2 separate regions of the Mus musculus genome follow, and region 2 is linked to region 1. Evidence: chromatin loops called from intact Hi-C (ENCODE). Cell type or tissue: heart. All regions are shown on one strand. Region 1 overlaps Uvrag (UV radiation resistance associated gene). Region 2 overlaps Uvrag (UV radiation resistance associated gene).

Evidence for each region. Peaks named below come from ENCODE experiments on the same cell type or tissue, not always from the same donor. Only the 100,000 strongest peaks of a DNase experiment are listed, where the experiment ranks them.
Region 2: it touches region 1 in a loop (1.8-fold over the local background); 2 of 42 quality-filtered maps call a loop at or near these places.

The regions. Positions count from the first base shown.
Region 1 is chr7:98,894,725-98,897,224 of GRCm38, forward strand. The region is part of intron 14 of Uvrag (UV radiation resistance associated gene); the gene reads right to left. It also overlaps Gm8149. Among named protein-coding and RNA genes, the nearest start is that of Gm33827, 19 kb to the left of the region's middle. In heart, no CTCF peak of the experiment used is centred here; a DNase peak (open chromatin) is centred at 1,217; H3K4me3 peaks cover 1,257 bases; H3K27ac peaks cover 2,286 bases.
Region 2 is chr7:98,951,541-98,954,040 of GRCm38, forward strand. The region is part of intron 12 of Uvrag (UV radiation resistance associated gene); the gene reads right to left. Among named protein-coding and RNA genes, the nearest start is that of Gm33827, 76 kb to the left of the region's middle. In heart, no CTCF peak of the experiment used is centred here; no DNase peak of the experiment used is centred here.

The DNA.
Region 1 (2,500 bases):
TTCCTAGAGCCCTGTATGCTGTGAGGGGTTCTCACACCAATTACAATTCAGAAGTTAATTTAGCCACGAAGCCATATAAAATATGGAGGGCGAGAGAAAAATGGAACAAAGAAAACCCATGAAAAGTTACTACATCAAGAGAGTTCGTGAAGCTGGGCTGGCTGTATTTTCAAATGACTCCTCCCATTCTCTTTCAGATCCATGGAGGAGGAATGTTTTATCTGTCTACAGCAGGGGCTCTCCCCGTTGCTTCATGGGGGAAACTACAGCTCAGATACGTTTTCCCTTCTGCAATGTTTCCTCTGAGGAACATTATCAGATCACAGCTGGTCAAAACCCTAAATCCTGATTCTCAGGATTCCAGCCAAAATCTACAGCTACAACTCAGGAACAGGGATGCTTAGAAAGAAAGGGGGCTGGGGGCTAGGGGTGGGGGAGGGGAAAGGGAAACTTTTAGATAACATTCACTCTTCTCAACCCCCCCCCCCCCCGCCCCTGCAGCAGCCGCAGCCTCTCGCTCTATCTGGCGGTGTTTAGGTTGGGGTCCGGCCATCAGGTTTGAAGCTGTAGGCCCTGCTCTGCGCCAATATCATGTCAACTGTGCTAAAAAGCAATAATCGTTTCTCACCTTCTAAAAGATTACTGCTAAAATAATGCAGAGTAGTGACAGGGCTGTGCCCGGCGCCAAAAGCAGGTCGCCAAGGCGAGGCTGAGGTAGGATTACATCTTTTTGGCAGCTAAGAAATTATGACATAAAGTTAGTTTAAAACAAAACAAAACAACCTCCATACATTAGACGGCTATTCTCTTTTCAAAACGTAGCCAAGGGTGGGATTTATCTTTCTCCCCTCCCACTCTTTGATCAAGTGGAAGTCGGGGCCTCTGTGGAAGCCAAATTTAACAGCTAGATCTTATCTCCCAGGAGAGAGAGTGGGGTTAACAGGGTTAAGCAGGGGTCTCCTGCCCACAGGCGAGGGATCTAAGGGCCTCTCACCATTACCAGATAAGTGCAAGTGCTTAATCTTTGCCCTGGATGCTAACAAAAACTCCAAACAAAATAAAAATAGAAACAATCTTAGGCCCAAAGCACAGGCTGAAATGTGTGTCAGTGGCCACCTTCCCCTGGGCTCTGTTTAGGAGGATTTCTGCCAAAGTCTGACGAAAATAAGCAAACTATAAAAAGGCAGAGCCGAACATGGAGCCTTTAGATAGTCTCAACCGAGCAGTGATGGAAAGATGGATCTGGGGACGACAGAGCTCACAGGCAGAGGACAAAATAAGCAGCCAAGGTAATCAGTTCCCCAGGATGTGATGGGGTGGTCGGCCATCAAGCATCCTGGCCTGGGCAACGGGAGCCAGTTTAAGGGAGTAGGCCCTGCGCAGGTTAGGGACGGTGGTGGAGAGCATCTTGCCCGAGCCCCTCCTCAAAGCTGACCTCCTGGGATGGGAATACAGAGATTGTCCATGGGCCATGGGGAGGTCCTGGGATGGGTCAAGTCAGCTCCATCACCCATCAACTTTCACGTTAGGACATCAGGACAAATTAATATACTGAAATTTCAGTCAGGCATCAGACATTCAGGGGACTATAAAATGGTCTGCAGGAATAGACATAGCCCATCTTGATGTCATTTACGTGGTGTGTAAGTAACATCCTCCAAGAGCATGGAAAGAGGTCCAGGAATGACAGCTGGAGGTCCCGTGCCGAGTCTGCACAGCACTCGAGACCTGGGAATAGTAAACTGTTTATGCTGAAATCTGGGAGAGGAGAACCCTCTGCCATTTGCCAGGGAAGCCAGGGGAACAACAATCTCACAGAACCCAGCCTCAGAAGGAGCCCGGCAGGGAAATTAAAGCCCTGGCCTGAGAATGCTCTCAAAATTTAAAACCAGCCTTGGAAAGGAGCTAAAGGAAGCGTGAGACTCCAGAGGCCAATGACAGAAACTGTGAAATGAAGGTTTTGAAAGATATGCTAACGCTGAGCTACCATCAAGTTTCTAATAAAACCTGACATGATCTAAACCACAGGACTCAGCTGCCTGTTGCTCTAAAAGAAAACCAGATCACTCTGCCACCACAGAGAGGGGTGCTGCGGCCTTGGGCAGGATCCCCTGAGTTACAATTGGTCCCCAGTTAATCACTGCTCCATAGCAGACTGAGCACTCTAGGGGTCCTTTGGGGTCCGCTGAACTACTGAAGGGCACAGCACATACTTAGTAGCAGGATGATGAGCCAACACATTTATTCAACCTTGAGTATTCACTGAGTATCTACTACACACAGGCCAGGCACTAGACTTGGGATCTGACAGCAACTGGATAAAGCCACACTTCTGCTCTTATGGGGCTTATAGCTAGTGGTAGGGTCAGACATGCACCACAGAACCCAAGACACAAATGTAAAATGACTACCTCAGACATGTACCATGTAGGTGTGAACACAGGATAAGAGTCCATGATAGAGAAATAAACTGAAAAAGGTCAAGGTCTTCAGGGTCGAT
Region 2 (2,500 bases), 57 kb after region 1:
TTTGTGATCATGTGCTGGACATTTTTACCTAAATGTCCCATAAACATGTCAAATTCTCCATGTTGGGAACTGAGAGTTATCTTATCCCAGAGGCATGAGGTGATGGCTTTTCTTCTCTGTCCCTGTGGTGTCCTGTGAACAGTGTTGTTCCCAAACTCTAGGGTGTGAGTGAGTCCATTACTTGACTCCTTCATTCAGAGAATGGAGCTCTCTTACAAAACCCAGCACATACTTGTGCCTTATTCTAATTCCTGTGAAAATGAATGAAATCAGCTTTTTGATAATGTTGATAATGAATGTTTGATAATTCTTCTCCCCATGTCTAATGGTCAGTAAATCTCTCTTCAAAGTCAACAAGTTAAAAACAACAACCAGATGCTCCAAGAGAAAGAGGTTTTTTTTGTTGTTTTTTTTTTTATTATTATTTATTTATTATATGTAAGTACACTGTAGCTGTCTTCAGACACTCCAGAAGAGGGAGTCAGATCTTCTAACGGATGGTTTTGAGCCACCATGTGGTTGCTGGGATTTGAACTCCGGACCTTTGGAAAAGCAATCGGGTGCTCTTACCCACTGAGCCATCTCACTGAGAAAGAGTTATAGGGGAAAGGGAAAGAAAACATGGAGGGCCACTCCCACTGCAGCACATCCTGAGAGGCCTCTGGTTTGAACCTGCGTGGTGGCTGTAGAGTGGTCATCTCTCCTAGGTTGAGGATGAAGTCAACATGAGTTGCTATAGATTTTATATGTGTGATAGGCAGACTCAAAGATGGCTAAGAGGACAATGAAATAGACAGCCAGTGGGTTTATGGGGGTGGCTGGACAGGTCTGCGAGCCGAGGGAACAGGTTCTTCTGTAAGCCACAGGAAACCCCTTCTGCCTCTTCCTCCTCTTCTTCCTCATCCTCTTTTTAAAAAAGATCTATCTATCTATCTATCTATCTATCTATCTATCTATCTATCTATTTAATGTATGTGAGTACACTGTAGCTGTCTTCAGACACACCAGAAGAGGGCATCAGATCTTATCACAGATGGCTGTGAGCCACCATGTGGTTGCTAGGAATTGAACTCAGGATCTCTGGAAGAGTAGTCAATGCTCTTAACCACTGAGCCATCTCTCCAGCCCCAGGGAATTCATTTGTAATGCCTGGGTGTGATGGGGTTGGGTTTTTGGGTTGTTTGTTTTTAGACAGGATCTCATTGTACTCCAGGCTAGACCTGGATTCCCCAAGAGGATGGCCTTGAATTTCTGATCCTGTGGCTTCTACCTCCTGAGTGCTGGGAATACAGGTATGCGCCTAGTTTATGGTTCTAGGAATCTAATCTGACACTCCCTGCATGTTACAAATGAGCTATAGCCCTAAACTGGGGTGTAGATTTTTTAGTTTTTAATTTTTAAATTGTTTTTTTTTTTCATATAAAATATTTGGTGATACTCTTCTTCTTTTCAACTACTCCTAGATCCCCCTCCCTAACCAACAACTTTATATTCTTTTTCCCTCTTAAAACCAAAAGCAGCACAAAACCAAAACAACACAAAAGCTCCCTGCACTGGGATTTTGTCTGGTTTGAACTTGTGCATGCTGTCAGTTCTTGCAAGTTCATTTGTACATCAGCTCTTGAACTTGCATTTCAGCCACAGTATGGTAAAAGGGATTAAGACCTATTTTTGCATGTGTTACAATGTTCCAGGCTAGAAATGATTAGGGGTCCAGGAGTAGAAAGGAAGATATGTTCTGAGTTCTAGATAATTCTAAACTAGGATTTCAGTTCTAGTGGGAAGAACTGAAGGAATTTTGTGATGGGTTGTTATGATGGCAAAGATATAGCTGGGTCAGAGCATACCCCATACTCCCCAGGACTGAGGAAGTGGAAGCAGGAGGACTTGGGGTTCAACACAGCCTGGGTTACATAGCAATATTACAGCACAGGACCCCCTCCCCTTAATAATTATAAAATTATATAATATATAAAAACATACACACATATCTCAAATACATTTAGAAGAGAAATTGAGGGGAAAATAGCAATTCTAGACATTAGGTGGAAACCCAAACCACAGGTATGGGCAGGCATAGAGAGCTTCAGACCCTGAGGATGTCAATCAACGCTTGGAAAATGAAAAAGTTTCAAAAGGCTGGCTCTAAACTATGGGGACAAGCAAGAAGCTCAGGGAAAGTGCGACCTCAAGAAAGAGGCTGTCAACAGTCAACACTGCTCAGAGCCCAAGCAATGAGGAAGTTAACAGCCTGCTAGATTTAGTTCCATGAGCTCACTGCTGGGTAGCTCCGGTAGTGTGGGAAGAGTCTCAGTGCAGTGGGACAGTCTGCTGTGAGCCTGGGAGTGGCTGGAGAGGAGACAATGGAGATGACAAGCTTGACAAGGGAAGGAAGGGGCAGTGAGACACAGAAGGCTGTTCCAAGGTCCTCTGTCATAGGGGAGGCCCAGAAGAGTCTATCTTAGATGATGGTGAACAGCCTCACTAATGAAGGAAGGAT